2 separate regions of the Homo sapiens genome follow, and region 1 is linked to region 2. A link is a loop called in an ENCODE intact Hi-C map of the cell type or tissue named here. Cell type or tissue: natural killer cell. All regions are shown on one strand. Each heading gives the region's core, and the rest is flanking DNA. Links, peaks and the distances in the headings are about the cores only.

What was found. Peaks named below come from ENCODE experiments on the same cell type or tissue, not always from the same donor. Only the 100,000 strongest peaks of a DNase experiment are listed, where the experiment ranks them.
Region 1: it touches region 2 in a loop (3-fold over the local background); 3 of 110 quality-filtered maps call a loop at or near these places.

The regions. Positions count from the first base shown.
Region 1 is chr2:8,278,641-8,288,906 of GRCh38, forward strand. LINC00299 (long intergenic non-protein coding RNA 299) reads right to left here. Exons shown (of 9, transcript NR_034135.1): 7 at 8,698-8,918. Among named protein-coding and RNA genes, the nearest start is that of LINC00299, 45 kb to the right of the region's middle. RefSeq lists an enhancer at 2,792-3,292. In natural killer cell, for the core only: no CTCF peak of the experiment used is centred there; DNase peaks (open chromatin) are centred at 3,451, 3,981, 4,321 and 4,441; H3K4me3 peaks cover 3,369 bases; H3K27ac peaks cover 4,817 bases.
Region 2 is chr2:8,341,467-8,351,732 of GRCh38, forward strand. No RefSeq gene overlaps it. Among named protein-coding and RNA genes, the nearest start is that of LINC00299, 18 kb to the left of the region's middle. In natural killer cell, for the core only: no CTCF peak of the experiment used is centred there; a DNase peak (open chromatin) is centred at 5,005; H3K27ac peaks cover 2,142 bases.

The DNA.
Region 1 (10,266 bases), core at 902-8,901, 63 kb before region 2:
GAGTTGAAAACCGAAAATGGTCTGTTAGAGTTAACTTAATATAAATTCCTTGTTTTACAACTAAAGAAACTAACATGCAAACAGGTAAGATGGCTTGCCCAGAGGGGAGGCACAGCAGCTGGGACTAGGAGCCCGACTTCCCCACCCCGGCCAGTGCCCCTTCCTTGCCTGGGAAGACCTCCCTCCCACCATCACAGCACTTGGACCTACAACCGTGAAAATGACTTTAGAGGATCTGGTCCAACCACTGCTAATAAGGTCACCAGCCTCAGCAGCAAGCTGCCTTCCATCCAAGCCTGGGTTTCCCAGCAGCCAGGATGAGTTGCCCCAACTCTGCCTCCTGGGGCCAGGCTTCCAGAACTCAGGGAAACACAAAGGCTTCTGATGGAGTTTCCACCTAGGACTTGGCGCATCAGTAAGAAGGTCATGAACTCGTTCAGGATCAGAAGCATTTAATTATTGGTGGACATTAGAGCTAGAAGGACCCTGCCCTCCATTTAAGCGACAGAAACAGAGGCCAAGAAGGGATATGGCTTGTCCAGGGGCACCAGCAGTTCAGTGGGATTCTGCTTTGACAGGGCTGGTCCTGCAGTCCCCTGCTGCCTCTGCCAAGCTTCTCCTTCGTTTGGATTTTTTGTCCTTCGTGTATTCTCCCAATCGATACCCTCTACCAAGTGCCTACTATGTACCAGGCGTGGTTCTAGTGCTAAGGATACAACATAGAGCAAGACAAGATTCCGACCCTGGGGATTTTATGTTCCACAAACCCCACGTGACCCACATCAGCCCATGAGACATGGGACTCCTGCACGGATGTAAGGAGGTTTCCCCACCCTGGCTTCCCCTAGAAAATGCTTTCCTTCAAGTATGTGCATCCTGTCCCATGGCTCCTGATCACCCTACAAGATGAAGCCCAAGTTCAAAGCCTCCATGACTGGTTCTGCCCACCTTTCCCACATTTCTTCCCCCACCCCCACCTGCCAAATTGTGCTGCAGTCACACAGATCCATAAGATCCACCTGGAACTCCTGCGTGGGGCATTGCTCAGCCTGCCACCCACCTGGGGCGCTTTTCTTCCTACTCTTCCTCTCCTACTCTGCGGACCCTCTTCCCAAAGCAAGGCGTGGGCCATTTGCTGCATTCTAATTGCATGTCTGATAGTCTGTGAAGTGCTTTACAGATGCTACATCACCTAACCCCACAGCGTCGCCGAAGAGACCACCGGCTCAGCCTTGCATGCCTGAGAATCACCTGGAGGCGCTGTAAAATATAACGCCCCCAGGTTCCACCCGAGATCCTCATGTATTTGGACTCTGGTGCTTAGGCATTAGAAGCTGTAAATGGTCCCCTTGGGATTTCAATGTGCAGCCAAGACTGAGGACAACTATAGTCTCTCCATTTTGCAAATAAAGAAGAGAGGTGCAAAAAAATTACCAAACATGCCAACATAAATTCATTGATTCCCATTTCTGTTAAAAAAGATAAAAAAGGCTAGGCACTGTGGCTCACACCTGTAATCCCAGCACTTTGGGAGGCCGAGGCAGGTGGATCACCTGAGCTCAGGAGTTCAGGACCAGCCTGGCCAACATGGTGAAACCCCGTCTCTACTAAAAAATACAAAAACTAGCCAGATGTAGTGGCAGGCGCCTGTAATCCCAGCTACTTGGGAGAATTGCTTGAACCTGGGAGGCGGAGGTTGCAGTGAGCTGAGATCGCACCATTGCACTCCAGCCTGGGTGACAAGAACAAAACTCTGTCTCAAAAAAAAAAAAAAAGATAAAAAAAAGCAGTTTATGTGAAAATGGGATTTCTCTCTCAGGTGTCTGCTGTAAGGACCTCCAGTATACGGTGGCCAGATTTAGCAAATAAAAATGCAAGACACCCAGTTACATTTGAATTTCAGATCAATAACAAGTACTTTGTTTGGTATGTCTCAAATATTGGACATACTCATGCTAAAAAATATTTGTTGTTAATCTGAAATTCAAATGTAACTAAGCATCCTGTATTTTATCTGGCAACTCTACTCCGGTAAATCAACACAAACAGAAGACTGAAATAGTCGTATATTATTAGGAGACAAATCCCCAGAAAGTGTTTTCAAGTTGTTATGTAAAATTTGACTCTTGCCTTGACTTTACCTGCATAGTTGTATATTTACTAAAGACTCACAAACAGAATGTCCATAATGCAAAAAATAAAATAAAGACAGGTGAGCTTTCTTTTTTTTTTTTTTTTTTTTTTTTTGAGACAGGGTCTCACTCTGTTGTCCAGGCTGGAGTGCAGTGGCATGATCTCAGCTCACTGCAACCTCTGCCTCTCGGGTTCAGGTGATTCTCATGCTTCAGCCTCCAAGCAGCTGGGATTACAGGTGCCCACGACGACACTCGTGTAATTTTTGTATTTTTAGTAGAGGTAGGGTTTCATCGTGTTAGTCAAGTTGGTCTTGAACTCCTGACCTCAAGTGATCCACCCACCTCAGCCTCCAAAGTGCTGGGATTACAGGCATGAGCCACCGCACCCAGCCCAGGTGAGCTTTCTAGACCTCTGTATGCCTACTCTTTTATGTGCCTAATAATAAATCTCTCAGTTCAGGCTGGCATTGCACTGGAGATTTTTCAGCGCATTTTGTATATGTATATTATCTTTTGGTTCTCACAACCAACATGTAAGAGAAACAGGTTTGGTGCTATTATTCCCCGTTTACAGATGGACAAGCACCGAGAGTGGTAATTATTCAAAGCCACGTGGACCTGGGCAGAACTAGAAGCCACATATTTTAGTATCAATGTTGATTTTTAGAAGATACAGTGCTGCTAAAGGTGAAGGTTCAGTCTTAGGTTTTATTATCTCAGCTCCAAAGTTCACAAATTTAAAAGCAGTAAATGAATGGCTAGCTGAATAATTGAAATAATTTTCAATTCATAAAATCACACCCTCAAGAAAGGCAGGCCTTCAGGAAGCCCATGGTTGTGGCCCTGTGGTTCAGCCAGCCCCACTCAGAAAGGTGAGGAGGGGGCCTGGCTTTCAGCCCCCACCCGAGACTCCGCAACTGTCCACCCGCCTCACCCTTTGCTTGCTGTACTTGCAGCCTGTTTCTTCCTGCCCTGCCCTGCCCTCGAAAACACAGCAGCTCCCCACCTTCCTCTGAGCATAATGCTTCCATACAATTATCGTAACAATTCAGACAATTTCAACAATTTCAAACAAGTATTGAAAACCCCTCAACCCACAATCTTCTGAAACGTCCATATCAGGTATTGGCAAATTGTTACACTGCCTGCACCAAAAATAAACAAGGACAACAGAGACGGAGGAAAATTCCCTTCCTGCTCTTTAAACTCCCACAAGCACCAACAACCTTCAGTGTTAAAACGTATCTTCAGTTTTGTTTCTGAAGTCTCAAGACTTCAAGTGAGGACACGCCCTCCGCCAGCTAGCCGGCCCATCCCTTATCTCGTTCCGCGGGGCAAAGATGAGGAGAGACCGACCCTCTGCTCGCTTCTTCAGCTTTGAGGAGCAGCCACCGAGGCAGCCTCTCAGATGCCACATCACACCCCACGGTGAAACTGTGTCACCTTCTGGCCACTGGGCGGGCCACACAGGAGCTGCGGTGGTCATCCAGTGTTTCAGCCAGGGTGCTCCAGAGGAACAGAATGAATAGGATAGATTATAAATAGAGAAGAGGAGGTTTATTCTGGGAAGTGCCTCACACGGTGGAGGCTGAGAAGTCCCACGATCTGCCGTCTGCAATCTGGAGACCAGGAAAGCTGGGGGTGTGGTTCAGTCTCAGTCCAAAGGCCCAAGAACCAGGAGCACCAGTGTAGGACAGCAGGAAAAGACGGACGTCCCCGCTCTATCCGAGAAAAGAGAACCCCCGCTTCTTCCCCCTTTAAGTTGGGTTCAGGCTGTCAGCAGGCTGACTGATGCCTGCCCACACTGGGGAGGGCAGGTCTTCTTTACTCAGTCTCAGCTCCTCCCAGACACACCCAGAAGTCATGCTTACCAGCTGCCCGGGCATCCCTTAGCCCAATCACGTTGATTCTCAAAATTAACCGTCATATCCAATTATACCTTTTGACCCAGCTGGTTAGCAGAACCAAGCTCAGAGAGCCTCCTGCCTGCCCACCCAAATACAGCCCTAAGGCCAAACAGATGCATGTTTAACTGGAGCCTCAAACTTAGAATGAGAGAAAACAGAAAGGCAAGTAAAAAGTAACTGTTTTGGTCAATAACCCGTGTATTCATCACTTCACTGACAGAGCTTATCGTATGTAAGTTCCTCATGGCAGATGGGCGCGTGGCCTGTGCACGCATGCAGGCCTGCACACTCACATGCACGCACACACACCGGACAGGTTAATCCCCGTATCATTGGCTGCCACGGGTTGCCTAAGAAGCTTAACAGGGCATGTTCTGACTTCAACAATGACCTGCTAATGGTTTTGCATTTTTCTCAAGTATTATAACCCATCTTTGTCCCCCTTATCTCCTAATGAAATCAGTAAATTGAGGTGACTGCAAGAGGGAGCGCAAAGGAAACACCAGAGCCAAGGGTGCCGCGAGGCTCTACTAAGCCACAAACCATCATCTTGAGGCGATTATCAGACCTTGACTTTTGCTTCGAGAAATAAAGTTGCAGATATCCTGGCGAAACAAAATTTCTTTCCGTTTTACTTAAAAAAGAAGAATGCAGCCCATATAGTTGTGATTTTGCTAACACTGAGAAAGCTGTCTCTCACTGCACTCTCCATTTGTGTGTCTTTTCCGCAGCCTATAGTTACAGCATGTGGCATTTCAACCTTCTGTCCCTTTTTTTTTTTTTTTTTTTGACTCTCGCTCTGTTATCCAGGCTGGAGTGCAGTGGCGCAATCTCAGCTCACTGCAACCTCCACCTCCCTGATTCAAGCAATTCCCCTGCCTCAGCCTCCCGAGTAGCTGGGATTACAGGTGCATGCCACCATGCCTGGCTAATTTTTTTGTATTTTAAGTAGAGAAGAAGTTTCACCATGTTGGCCAGACTGATCTCGAACTCCTGACCTCAGGCAATCCACCCGCCTTGGCCTCCCAAAGTGCTGAGATTACAGGTGTGAGCCACCGTGCCCAGCCCCTTCTATCCCCTTTCTAAAGTGTGTTCATAGCCATCAATACGTAGGGGCGCAATTCAGATTTATTCCCACAATTTGCCTTGATCCTTTTTAAAGGTGGGTGATTTGGCCCTGCATTCATCTTTCTCTCCAAGTTGCAAAAATCATTTTATATATTTAGTTACTTATTTCTTACCAATCCTCCCTAGCTCTGGGACACATCCCATCAGTCACCACCAGCCACTACCTTCGGCTTAAATTACTTTCAAGGCTTCTCATTACTAGTAGGAATCAACCACAGCAGCTAAGGTCCTTAAAATGGTCCCCACCTACTTCACCCAGAGTCCCTCCCCTTCGGTGCCCTGGCTTCAGCCAGGCTGGTCCGCTCTCATCTCTTCTAACACATGGCTTTGCATACACTCGTCCCTCCTAGAGCACTTTCACCCCGGCCTGCATGTCTCAGGGGTCCCTAGTCTGCCTCTGGACTTCCCTCCAACTGTCCCTTTCCCAGGGATCCTTCCTGGTCTCCCTCCCTAAGTTAACTCTCCTTCTTACACTGCTTCCCAGCACTGCACACCCTTTCTCTCACATCAGCTATCGCAGCTATGGTTTTACATTTATTTCAGTGGTTATTTGATTAGAGTCTATCTTCTTCCCTGGATAGTAAGTTTCATGAGAGCCAAGGCTAGATAGCCCTAGGATCTAGCACAGAAACCAGCACGTAATAAACATGCCTCATATATTCCATGGATGAAAAATACAGGCACCCAGCCTAGTTAAAGGACATGAAGAGTCTGATGCTATTTTCTCAAATACAGTCCTATTCCACATGATGCACAGACAGAAGTCAGATCGCAGAATTACTGTGACTCAGCTGCAGTCATTCCCAATCAAAGTGGCCCTTTGTTCCAAGTCTCAGGTCCCCTAGGTGTCAGATTATCCCACATAAGGCCAGGTTGAATCAGCCTTTGTCAGGAGAAAAGGGTCGTATAGTACAGACATATCCACAGTTGCCTGCCCAGTGGGCCATGAAGCCTCCCCAAAATAAGAAACAATGAACTGAGCAGGCACCCCAAAAGTCATTCAACTGCTTCCTATCATTTAGCTACACGGGAAACACAACACAACACAACACAACACAACACACACCCATAACATTATCCCATGCATTCAGAAATATCCCTGCCTAACACAATACACTGATGGAAACACATTCCCCTTCCCAACGAAGACAGGTCAAGTTGATCCCAAGGCAAGGCCACGCCACCGCCACTCCAACGTCAGAACTCATCAGAGTCCAAGGTCCCTGGTGACCCTTCTGGGTTTCTCTTACGATGATGCCTTGTGAGCTAAACAGTAAAGGTAACCACACAAACACTCTTGGATTTCAAGGGGGAGGAAAAGAAAGAGAAATGAGAACAAATATCTCCCCCTACAGGCTGGACCTCTAGAGAGGAGCTAGAGGAACTGAGGAATCCAGGAGAGGATTGGATGCTCATGAGGGGCACTGGTCTGGAGGCCAGCGTCTCAGCACATGGGGAGAGGGGAGCCACTCAGCATACCAGGAAAACATTTGAAAATCCTGATTTGACTGCCCCAGGATGACCCTCACTTCCCCCTTCCACGCCCACCTCTCCCCAGCACTGTGTGTGGTATGTTCCAGGCCAGCCCTTCTCAGGCTCACATGTGTGGCTGGAGTCTCCAGGGATGGGCTGCTGGCTTGTTTACATGAAGCCGGGCCTCCAAAGGTTTGAGATTCCACACTTCTTTTTTTTTTTTTTTTTTTTTTGAGACTGAGTTTCACTCTTGTTGCCCAGGCTGGAGTGCAATGGTGCGATCTTGGCTCACCACAACCTCCACCTCCCGGGTTCAAGCGATTCTCCTGCCTCAGCCTCCCGAGTAGCTGGGATCACAGGCATGCACCCCCACACCTGGCTAATTTCATATTTTTTAGTACAGATGGGGTTTCTCCATGTTGGTCAGGCTGGTCTCAAACTCCCGACCTCAGGTGATCCGCCCGCCTCAGCCTCCCAAAGTGCCGGGATTACAGGCATGAGCCACTGCGCTTAGCCGAGATTCCACTCTTCTAATGAGCTCCCAGGTGGTGTCTCTGCCCTGGCCCAAGGACCACACTTTGAATACAAGGTTCTAGGATTCATTAGACATTCGCATAGCTCTAAGTCAGGCTAAAAGTCAGCGAATAACTAACTGGCTACCAGTCCTGTTGGTTGGCTGTCTAGACTATGTAAGGCATAAATCCACAGACTTCACCCTGTCCTTGATGACTTGCATGAAATGGCTTTGACCTCCCTCCTGCATGCCCAGGGAACAGCTCCAAGTCCTCCCCAGATGCCTTTTAATTCGAGTCACTGATATTGCCAGGGGTGGCTCTTGCCCACACCTCACCTCATCTGACCCCACTGGGGACTGTCGTTCCTCTGCCTCACAACAAACCCAGGGCAGCTCCCAGCTGACCTGTCCCCAAACATCATCACACCAACGAATGCTAAGGTTTTGTTCGCAGCACACTTGGCCAAAGATTTGGAGTAAAGGGGTTTTGTTACATCAGGGGCCTTCACTGCCAGGGACATGTACCTTGACTTTTAGATGCCCCTGTTCTCAAGAATCCCATCAGCTCTGTAAGAAAAGATGTTTGCTCACCTCCACAGGCCTCTCCTTCCCATCTCCACCCTCAATTACTCATTTCTTCATGCAAAATGGGGTACTTTTATCTCCATTTATGGTTTTCTTCCAAACTATGCCTTTCATCCCAAGGAGGAATTTTGCTTAAAAAGAAAACAGCATATACTCCAAAGAGAATTTACACTGTTCTCTTAACCACAACACATTGCAGTTGAGGTCTGCATTAAAACTTTTTGTTTTCCTCTGCACAACACCTGGGTTAGACTGAGCCATGGAGAATCACTTATTCCACCGAGTCTTAGCAGCTGGCCTGGGACAGCTACAGGGGTTCACACAATCCACGGCACACCATGACCTTCCTACCTGCTTTCCCAGAAATCGACTTTCATGATCATTTCAACATTAGTCCCTTGTAGCAAAATTAGAGCAGCAAGTCTGATGAATTGAAGGGAAAAGAATAATCCAGGCCATTCATTAATTGGAATGATCCATGCCACCCCATCTTTCAACAGCATGGATAACTGAAAGTTGACTGTACTGTTAAATTAACATCAATGTTAAGCTTTCACTGTAATAAAACCTGCATTACATTATTCTTTAGGGCCAAGGCATAAATCCCTTGGTGGCTCATGAGTCAACACAACCAAGCCCAGGAGCTGGCTTTCGTACGCATGCAGCCAGCCCATGGAGGAGCCACACTAGCAGTCCTTATAACAAGAAGCCATCGTATTTTTATTCCAAAAGTCCTGGACCAAAAATCAGAAAGCAAAGCAGAAAGCATCTGAAAAGAAATGTACCATTTGGTTTGCCTCCAAACACACTTGTAAAGACACACGCCCTTCTGTTTCTGTATTTTCCCCTTCAGATTTATGACGTACACAAACAGCGAGAAGACAAACGTCCCCATTAAAACAAATTAATCCTGTAATAACAAAAATTATAATAAAACAATTGAGAGGAAGCTCACAGGTAGCAGGTATCCTCCAGGTGCTGGATAACCCTCCATGATGGCAGGTGTCCTGGAACATTACAGCCGTCGGAAAATAAAACTTGAGAGGGGTGGGTGCAGAGAGTCCTGGTTCATGTGCGTCTCCACAAGGATGGATGCTTGCTACTCCAAGTGTATCTGGACTCTGTGCCTGATCATGATGTGCAACTCGAAAATGCGTTTCCTTTTAGTTTTTTTCCCTTTGAACAAACAAAACCGGAACATAGGCATTAATGCAATTGAGCCCCTTTATAAGAATCCCAGCTGCCAAATGAGAATGGAACATTGTCAGAATGACAGGAATCGGGCCCAGGAAGAACTGGGGCCCTGAAGCAAGGGGGCAGCTCAAAGGTGGCACTCCTGACACAAGGACACCATGCCACAGTTGCACCAGCAAATGCACTTTAGAGGGAGAGGAGAAGAAGAGCAGGGAGAGAGCAGAGAGATCATCCCAGAGTATGGAAAACTCACAGGATTTGACCCCAACCGAAGGAGCAAGTATAGCCTAACCAGGACTTGAGTCTCAGAACACGTTTTGCAAAATGAGTGATATGGCATGGCTCAGTCCCTGCCTGATCAGGAGCAGAGACTGTGCAGAGGGGGAGCTGCTGTGAGAAGTCACGGTCGGAGTGTGGATGGAAGCACCCCTCGGTCTAACTGTCCTCAGCCATGAAGCTAAGCTGCTGGCTTTCCTCCCTAGTCCTCACCACCCCCAAGGCAAGGGGGACGTATCCCATTTGGAGAGTGTTTCTAAGGGATATTAGTGCCCAATCTCATTCAATCTATGCAAAAGCTGCAGGTGGGGCTGGGTGGTGGCGTGGTCACCCCTACTTTACAGCCAAGCACACACTACAAATAGGAGTAGTTACAGCAGAGAGATGCCTCCTATTCAGGTCTTCTAAACCCCAAACACACAGCAACCAGTCCCTTCAGCTGATTATGATATCACCAAGACCTACACACCCAGAAAGCTTGTACAATTTCCATGAAAGAAAAGAAACAACAAGAGAGCACCCTTTATAGTTTCCACATGATGGTCAGTAGACATTGGAACTAATTCAACAAATCTTGAAACATTAGAGGAAAGCTCTTTGCCCTTTACTCAGCGTTTTGATGATAAAATGCAAAATCAACATCGATTAACTAAATATTATGTTAACTTTATGCTGCAAATAATCACTGACTTCTGTTCTTATCTTTGTTTCTAAGCAAAGGATAATGCTAATTATCATTATTATTATTATTAATGAGAATTGAGTGCTTTGTATTCACAAAGATACTTGGTCAATAGCTTTTCAAGGATTCTTTTAAAGGAAAAAACAAAAGCAAAAATCTTGGAACTGTGTTTCAAACGTTAAAGCTAAAGTAAGATATTTAAGATATACAACCAATTTATTTCTACTTTGACTTATGATTTTTCCTAGGTATACAGGGATGGTTCAATATAAAAAATATGTATCAGTGGAATTCACCACATTAACAGATTTAAGGGAAAAAGTTATAAGGTTAGCTCATTCGATGCAGAAAAAGCATTCAATAAATTTCAAA
Region 2 (10,266 bases), core at 1,501-9,500:
AATTCTAAGGAATATTTCTCAATCTTCACCTCGATAGGTCTTTCCTTTTACTGCATGGTACTTTTTAAAGAATAATTTAGAATAGCTTGTTTATGAGATATCAGCAGCTGTTGATTCATTTGCTAATTAATGATTCAGGCAAAATCAGTGTATAATATCCAGTGATAACCAGTTTATAATTATGAGTTCCTTCCTTGTCATAAACCTTATAAATTACAGACAATTTCAGAATTTTTACTCATCATTAGCTGCCGAATAGACTCTTTGAACGATTCCATTCATTATCTCATGAATTACATGCAAGCAAGAGGCCCAAGCTTTTTCTTTGTCTTTCCTTCTTTATTATCTCCCAGGACCAGTCAAGGACCAATACCTGTGGATCCTGCCTCCTAAATTGCTTTCAAGGCCATGCCCTTCTCTTTACCCCCTCATGGTTTAGGACAGTGATGACGATATTTTAACCAGTCATCTTGCCACCATCATTGTCCCTGGGCCAGCTGAATGGTATCACCTTCAGATCCCGGGAACCTCTTTGAATTTGTTACCTTACCTGGCAAAAGGGACTTCACAGCTGTGATTAAATAAAGGCTGCTGAGGTAGGGGGATTTTTCTGAATAATCTGGGTGTGCCTCATGTAATCACAGATTCATATAAGAGGGAGGCAGTCGGTTACAGTCAGAGGGAGTGAGGATGACGGGACAACAGAATGAGAGGCTGGAGTGCTGTCCTCTGAAGACCGAGGAAGGGACCATGAGCCAAGGAACACAGGAGGCCTCGAGGAAACAGAAAAATCGAGGAGACAGACTCTCTCCTGAAGCCTCTAAGAGAAACACAGCTCTGCCAACACTTCGATTTCTACTTCTGACCTCCAGACAGTCACAGAAGAAATATGTGCTGTTTTAAGCCACCAAACTGGTGGTAATTTATTACAGCAGCAATGGGAAACTAATCCACTCCCTGATTAGTTCTTCACACCAGCAGGTCTCTTTAAGACATACATATGTTCATATCATCCCCGGCATAAAACTTTTTATAAAGACTTCCAATTTATATTGGAATAAAGTCAAAATTCCTTAATGTGGCCTGCAGGAGCTGTTCCAGCCTAACCTTTGTCCTCATTTGTTTTCATTCACCCGCTTGCTTGCTAAACTCTAAGCAAAGTGGCCTTCCTTTTGTTCATCAAACAGTCCAAGTTCTTCCTGCCTCAAGACCTGGGACAGAGATCAGAACCTGTCACAAACCTCATCTGTTTTCTTCCTAGTGCCATAGAGAGGTTACACTTCGAGTCTCCCTTGAAGTTAACTAGGACCATGTGACTCTTTGGTCCATAGACCAAATAGAAGACTGATCTCTACCCCTGCTGACCCAGGCCCCTGCAATTCACCCTGCCGCCCTCTGCTTCCCTCTGACAGCTGAATGCACAGGACATGGGGTTTGGAGGTTGGTAGAGTCCAATTACCATGTGGCTGAACGAATTTCACTTTGGCAGTGATGTGAACAGTGGTGGACTGGGATAGAAAGACTGGAGGTAGAGGGACCAGTTAGGAAACCACTGGTAAAAAGAATAACAATAATAAATGTATATTGTTATATTGTTAACATTTATTATATCATAAGTATAATATATACCAAGCACTGCACTAAGAACAGAATTCCATTAAAACTCATTTACTCTTCATAACAACCATAGGGGCAAGACGATATAATTACGCCTGTTTTACAGATATGAAAACTGAAACAGAGAAGTTAAGTAACTTCCCAAGATCATACAGCCAGTGAGCAATGGAATGACAATTTGAACCAGGCAGTCTGATGCCAAGTCCAATGCTTTTAACTACTACTTTATACTGGGGTTGCTGTTACTTTCAAGGACAGTGGCAGCAGAGAAAGAGAAATCCCAATGTAAGGAAAAAGTTGTCAGACATGACACAAAGTGTTTAACCACAGTGAAAACAGAGGAGCTGTGTTATTCTGGCTCTTTCCAGTGTTTAACCTAGCCTCATACAAAATCCCCTGGATACTAGATTCCCTTTTTTAATAGAAACCAAGCCTTGGAATCAAGTAACATTCCCACCATTAAGGTGTCCTCAAACCTGTGCCTGGTTACTTCTGCCCTTTCACTCCACATCTCTCACAACCTCTAGACAAGGAGAGGCCAAGAGAACATTGCAGGGAACTAAACAGAGATCATAACCAAGGGCAAAAACGAGGACGGTTCTTCTTGGGAAGTTGGAGTGAGTATTTGGGATTACTACAGACAATTGTAATTCTCCTGGGTGCCTGTCACCTTTGCCTTTCCAGTCCTAATCTCGGTAGTAGGTATTTATAAACAGTACCTGTATTAGTTCATTTTCATACTGCTATAAAGAACTGCCTGAGACTGGGTAATTTATAAAGGAAACAGGTTTAATTGACTCAATGTTCTGCATGGCTGGGGAGGCCTCAGGAAAATTACAGTCACGGCGGAAAGGAAAGCAAGGCACCTTCACAAGGCAGCAGGAAGGAGAAGTGCCTGATGAAGCAGGGAACGGCCCCTTATAAAACCATCAGATCTCGTGAGAACTCACTATCACGAGAACAGCATGGGAGAAATTGCACCCCCATGATTCAATTACCTCCACCTGGTCTCTCCCTTGACACTTGGGGATTATGGGCATTAAAATTCAAGATGAGATCTGGGTGGGGACACAAAGCCTAACCATATCAGTGCCCAATCGAGCTGCTCCTGATTAGGGAGTGACATTAATAGAACGCCCCTCCATAGTCCTGGATTCATAAAGAGTTCTCTGCAGTTAGGTCCCCTATTGATTTGATCACATGACTTTTTTTTTTTTTATTTCTTCAAATAACAAGTCTAGTCCTGCATGCGGGCCTGCTTCAATTAGACGCCAGCACTACGATAATTGTAATTTTTTCCTTTGGTATGCATGAGTGTTCCTGTGGGAACATAATTTAGCTGGACATATTAAATCATGTCATCGGCAGTCACAAGCCAAATGAATTATTGATCAATGGCTGTGAAATCAAAGTGCATCTGCAGAATTACATTTGGAAGCAGGGATTCATTTACAGTAAACTTGACTCTGGAAGTGCTCCATCTGACTGAGTGCAGGGTGGAGTGATCTCTCCATGGCTTTACTTCTTATCCTCTAAGTATCTGTATTGTGTCTTTGAAAGGGCCTTGCTGAATCTAAAGTAAATACAAATGCTGCCGTGATTATCATTTGAGGTGATTGTCTTCTATTTAAGAGTAGAAATAGAAAATTGGAGTTTCCAGCCTGTATGTTACCTCCTACCCAAAATGACACCACTGCTACCAATATTCCTCAGCAGCCATTGAGTGACACTGTGGCAGGCACTGCCCTCCACTCACAGGGCTCCTTCACTGGCCTTCCTTGCTGGGATTGTTCTTCCCTCACACAGCCACATGGCTAGTTCCCTTGCCCCTTATGTGTCATGCTGTTTAATCGTCTCCACCCTGTTAGGCCAGCACAATTATTATCCCCACTGGACAAACAAGGAAACAGACAGGGTTAAAGAACTCTCCCAGAACTGCACAGCTAGCAAGCAAGACAGGTAAGATTCAAACCCAGGCAGCGTAAGTCCACATCAGATGTGCAGCGCCTCTGCCCATGGGAGACAGGAAAGAAGAACGTGGGTAGCAGGTGTCTGGGGAGCCTGCCTGGCTAGTATCGAAACAGGCCATGGAATGTAGGGTGGGGGGTGATTTCACCTTCATACCCCTCCTCCCCATTTCCCACAGGCACTTTTCAAATTTTCACACAGGTCACAGGGGTCTTCTGAAAATACAGATTCTGACTCCCTCGGAGCAGGGTAGGCCAGAGGCTTTGCATTGCCAACAAACTCAGGTAGTGCTAATGCCGCTGGCCCGTGGCCAGGTCTGGAAGGCTGGGTCAGGGGGAGGAAGGCTGAGTGAGGAGGCTAGTACATCTGTCAGGGTCCTGGCAGACCAAGATGGCGCATCCAAGGGCTATGGAAGAGCTTATTGAAGAGACTGTTTCCAGAGGGGCGAACAGGTTAAGGGAACCAACAGGGTGACTTAAAGACCCAGAAACTAGCAGCAGGAAGCTGCTACCTGGGTCTGAAGGGTGATGAGGAGATGGGTCTGGCCCTGGGAGAGGGGCCATCAGGGGAATCATCTCCAAGGGAATCATCTGGTGCCTGTGCCTCGGCTAAAGAGGTGCCCTCCCAGTGGCTGGTTTGTGTGGTCTCCTGCATATGGTGTTCAGCTACACCTTGGCCTCCTAAGCAAGGAAAGCCATGCCTCCTCTGGGCACCCTGTAACCACAGTCTCAAGGATCCCATGCCTCCAGTAACCTCCATCCTCTCCCACATGGAGCCACAAGAACCTGAGACCTCTTCTACACCTTCTAATGGACTCAGAAACCTGGAATGGGGTGAGGGTGACCTGCATCTTTCTCCCAGGCATATAATACTGTGGTCTCAGCTTGCCTCCTGCCTTCAGAAATCTCTGGACCCAAAATAGACAACAGCCTCTATGGCCGAGCACATCCTCCAACTGCAGGGAACCTGTGTGAAGCTCTCCTAAAGACTCCCCCAGATTCCACTTTGACAGCAGCACCAAGACGGGCCCCGGGACTTCTGGAGCTCAGCAAGTGTCCAGAGGGAGAAAGCTGCCAGGCTCCTCATGCTGCAGACACTTCCATGGGCCCTAATAATTCCCCTGGAGACCTGCCCTTGACTTCAAGGAAAGACACCACCTCTACTGTGGGACTCCCCCACCGCCAGACTCCATGTACCCAAGAACGCCAGCCACCCGACTTCCTGGGGATGGCAGTGGCAGGATGGTGGCTGCTGTTTATAGGGCCTATGGAAGGTGTCCAATATTAATTTCTAACACTCTCTTTAGAATATGAGAACACTTAACACATTTTGTTTTCAATTATGGGTCTTAGTTGCACGAGAAAAGCTTCATGCATCATCTTACTACAAATGAAACCAGAACATACCCGTAGATGGACTTGTTAACAATGCTGGTAAAAGTGTGGTTAGGAGAGGTTGCTGCACCTTCTCAGAGAAACGAGCTTTGGCTTTGGGTTTTATTGCAACTCTCACCTTTACTGCAACTGTAACTGAGTCTCGTTACAAATCCTGCACATTTACTCTTCCCAAGGGCCTTGTGTGTGACGGATACTCAAATATTTTTTGATGTTTGTAAAGCAACCCCATGTTCTTTGACACATGGATTTTAAGCATGTGATTAGAGGTCATAGCTGCAAAACCAGCTGGCGCCAGAGGTCCTTCCTCCTCCATCTGAAGCAGCAATTCCTCAGAGAGTCCATGGAGTTTGGGAGAAATGGACAAGAAAGAGTTGAAGGAAAGGGGATCCCCACAACGTCAGCTACACCAGCCAAATAAACAGAGGCCATGGGAGGGGTGACAGATGTTGCTGTCAAAACACATCATCATGAGCATTGTGACACTAAGCTGACAGTGTGTCTAGTAATAAGATTGACATATGAGGTTCAAGTCATACAATCTGGGAGGTTTAGTTGTAAAATGATCAAAATACATGCAATTTCTGCCAGGACCTCATCTCACCATATATTGTTGGAAGGCATCTGATTCCAACTATCCTGGCCACTCCTAATGGGTTTTTCTTCAAGCAAATTTTATGGCCTTCAGGCTCCAAGAAGCATGATATCCACTTTGTAAGTCCTTCCTAATTGGCTATCCACATTCCTACGCACTGCACCCTATCTCCCAGGGGCATGTGGTGGCTGTGGAAGGCCTGCTTTTTCATGATATCTGTTCAGCTGAGCATTCTCTTTGAGGACTAGGATCCAATTTCAGTCTGGACTGTTCATGGCATTATAACAACCATAATACCTAACAATCATGATGTGCTTACTGCATGCCACGCTCTGTTTTAAGAACATTACATGTGTTACTTCACTTAACCCTCCAACAATCATATGACGCGTGCAGATTAGGAAATTGAGGCACGAAGCTGGATAGACTACAGTGACCAGTGACAGGGTGAATCATTGAGACAGTGAAAAAAACAGAGATGAGGACTCGGTGCACCTGCTTTCTACTCCAAATTTCTATGGGTGATCTGTTATGTTTTCCCTCTCTGCTGACTAGTAGATGATAAATAACTCTGTATTTGCAAGAAGAATCTCTCAGGTGTCCATGCACAGTTCGCTTTCACTCTGTGAGTCTAACTGCAAGACTTCTTTAGGGAACATCACCCAACAGCATAGACCTCATAGTGATGCAAAACAAATAAGTCACATTTGTGATAACCAAAAATTGCTTTGTGTAGTAAAGCGTGACTTTAATAAGCTTTAAATGGTACAATTGCATAATTTACAATGGATATACTCTAATAGCACCATTTCTATAGCTCACACCCTGGCAAAAATTTTAAAGCCTAATTTCCATTGGAAAAATAACTTTCTCTTTTGCAAGTGGTCTCTAAATGAGAAAAGGCATTTGTATCAATTACTCGACACAGGAGACACAGTGTTGATCTACAAAATGAATTTTAGAAGGGAAAGGGATGGGAAGAGAGAGAGAAAATAATTTTAAGTAAATTGCATGCTGGACCTGCCAAAAGAGTATCTGGGTCCCAGCAAGAAGAGAACCTAGTTACTCCAAGGCATCTCACACCTCACGCTCTCTTTCCACTGCCTCTTGTTCAACTTCACCTAACACCTAGTCCCACTGTACTCATGTACATTATTTACCTATTGAGGCAAAGCCTACAATAGTGGAAATGGACACAGAAGTGTTGCTTAGGAAAAGGAACGTCATTTGAACAGCTGAAGACTGCATGTTATTTATCAGGATATTCAACCAAGCCAAAGGAAAAAGCAGCCACCGTGCACAGGGAGTTACAGCCCTGCTTGGCCCAGCTGTGACACAAATGGAGTGACAAAGTGAGCTGGGAGAAGAGAGCAAAAACATCCTCCCAGGTTCTCCTGGACAGAAAGCGGGACCTCTCCATCCCCTCTACAAGCAGAATTCGTGTGCTTTTCAAGCTCATTTCAAAACAATGGAATCCTTGAAATCAAATCCCAAACAGCCTGGAAAAAGAAGATACTGACAGTTATGAAAACCAGAAATGGTTATTTCTAGGTAGGTTCTGATTTTTTTAGTTACTTGTTTTCATCTGTTCTGCACTATACCATGCATATTACACATCTTACTGGAAAAAAATGCATTGATTCTGAGGCCACACATCAATAAATCAATTCCTGCTAGACAAGACATAGACAAATGAGTGTTGCAGAATGGGAGGAGCAGATACCAAAAAGGGCTCGTGACCTAGCCCCACTCCCTCTTCCACAAATTCTGTTACTTTCACCCTCTCACGAAAGCCCTTTGGGCCTTGTTTTCATATTTCAAAACAGCATTATTATTTTATCTGTCTGTGTCAGGCCTGATTTTTCTGCCTGAAATTGTACCAACTGAGTTCATGGTGCAAAAGGATTCTGCATTTTGTAAACCTGTCTTTAAAAGCCTCCCTTGCAGACAAGGTACCTGTCAGAGCCTCCTGTGGTTAGCTGGGGCCTTTTGATTGTTTGAGCAAACAGAATGGGTAGAAATGGGCCAGGCGCAGTGGCTCACACCTGCAATCCCAGCACTCTGGGAGGTCGAGGCGGGTGGATCACCTGAGGTCAGGCATTTAAGACCAGCCTGACCAACGTGGTGAAACCCTGTCTCTACTAAATATACAAAAATTAGCCAGGTGTGGTGGCACATGCTTGTAATCCCAGTTACTTAGGAGGCTGAAGAAGGAGAATGAATCACTTGAACCTGGGAGGCAGAGGTTGCAGTGAGCCAAGATTGTGCCATTGCACTCCAGCCTGGGAGTGAGACTCCATCTAAAAAAAAAATGGGTAGAAATGCATTCTGCATGTGAGAAAGACATGAATTTTTAGGGGCCAGAGGATGGATTGAATTATGGCCCCACCCCCATAAATCTTTGCCGTTCGTGGAAATGGGGGCTGAAGGACTCTGTTTGTTTGGGCTGCTGAAACAGAATCCCAGAGACTGAGCAATTAATGAAAAACAGAAATGCATTCCTTACTTCTGGGGCCTGGGAAGTCGAAGATCAAGGTGCCAGCATATGGTAAGGGCCTTCTTCCTGTGTCCTCACATGGCAGAAGGCAGAGGGTGAGAGAAAACAAACTCCCCGCATCAAGCCCCCTTGTAAAGGGACCTGATCCCACCATCTACAAGAGAGCAACCTCATGGCCTAGTCACCTCTCAAAGGTCCCACCTCCTAATACCATCACATTAGCAGCACCTGAATTTTGGAGGAGGCACACTCAAACCATAACAAGGATCAACACAGTGAAGACACCAGAGATGAAGATGGGATAGGGGAGAAAGCACCAAAAGAAAGTGGAGCTCACAGACTGAAGCCAGCACTTACGAAGAAGTCTGAGTTTTGAGGCAACCCAGGGAAAAGCGGAGTAGATGATTATCCACAGTGGGAATAAGGAAGAGGTGGTGAAAATGGACACTAGGCTAGAAATGCCTTCCTGCCATCAACAGCCTAAATTGGGGCTGGAACACGACCTCAAAGTCCTGCTGTTCACAGACAAACCCTCCCAGGCAGTAATAGCCCATTGGCAAAGCATCTTCCTTTCCCTATCAGAAAGCAGCCCCCACAGGGAATGGGGATAGGGGAAATGATGGGAGAGCCAGAAGTCTTCATCACACCCTAAAATGCCAGGGCACGAAACCTTTCACCAAATTCTCAAAAAGATCCGTCATTCTATACTACTCAGCCATAATATGGAACAAAATAATGGCCTTGGCAGCAACTTGGATGGAGCTGGAAGCCATTATTCTAAGTGAAGCAACTCAGGAATGGAAAACCAAATATCGTATGTTCTCACTTATAAGTGGGAGCTAAGCTATGAGGATGCAAAGGCATAAGAATGATATAATGGATTTTGGGGACTCAGGGGAAGGGTGGGAGAGGGATGAGGGATAAAAAACTACTTATCGGGTATAGTGTACACTGCTCAGAAATTACCACTATAAAACTTATCCCTGTAACCAAAAACCACCTGAACCCAAAAAACTACTGAATTTTAAAAAATAATAACTACATGTGAAAAAAAAATCTATCCTAATAATTCTCAAATAAGATTCCCTGCACCCAGCATATCATTGATTCTCACAGAATTCCCCTAACCAGCTGGATTCATCCAAATATATCGATGGTTATGCAAACACCTACCTAGCAACAGTCCTGGGTTGAATTGTCCGGAGCCTAGAAGGAGATGGAATCTCCAAGATTCATACCTGAGAATGGACACCATTCCTGGACAGGCTGGGGAAGGCCTAAGCTGTAAGGAGTTGCATAAGCATGGGTAGGCACAGTGGTGATGTGGTCAGGAACTCATTGTAGGGACAGAGAGACAGTCCAGTCTGCTGGTCACAGCACATGGTAGATGGTCAGTGAGGGCACCATCTCTATGTGTGACAGACCCCAGGAAGGGAGCTCTGCAGAGCATCTGTCAGCAGGTTGCAGGATTTCTGTGACCACACCTGGAGTGGGAGGCACACATCAACACCAGGGAAGATCAACAGAGGAGATGGTGCTGGGAGACCTGGGATGCTGGTAGATTACAAAGGCAAGGACTTAAGGACAGAAATCGGCAATAAAAAAAAAAAAATCAAGGACTAGGATTGGGACTTAGCAACAAGGCAGAATTCCAGAAAGGCAAACTGAGCAGCCCTACTGTAAACTCAGCTCCAGAACGTGGAGACCCAGAAAACCTAGCTCATGGGCCTCTGCCCACAGTCAGGCAGGCCCTGGGGACAGGGAACAGACAGTTGGGCCAGCAGGAAGAAAAAGGTGGTTCCTGGTTCTGAGAAGTAAGAGATTTCAGGGTCTTGGAAATAAGCCCAGGCCTGAGAGACAAAACCAACAGCTTTAGGTTATTTTTTTATATATACTAAAATAACAGTAATGTTGTTTAGAAAATAATCAGATAATAAACAAAAACACAAAAAAGAAAGCTAACCCATATTGATTCTCCTAAGTGATATCCATCATTAACACCCTGATATATAAACTTTCAGATTTTTCCTATATACACACACACACACACACACACACACACACACACACATATACACACATATACATTTGTGGGTTTTACATATATCAATATGCAAATTTTATCCAAAAAATGTATTTATATGAACTGGCTGTTTCATGACCAGCTTTTTAAACTTAGCAATATATAATGCATA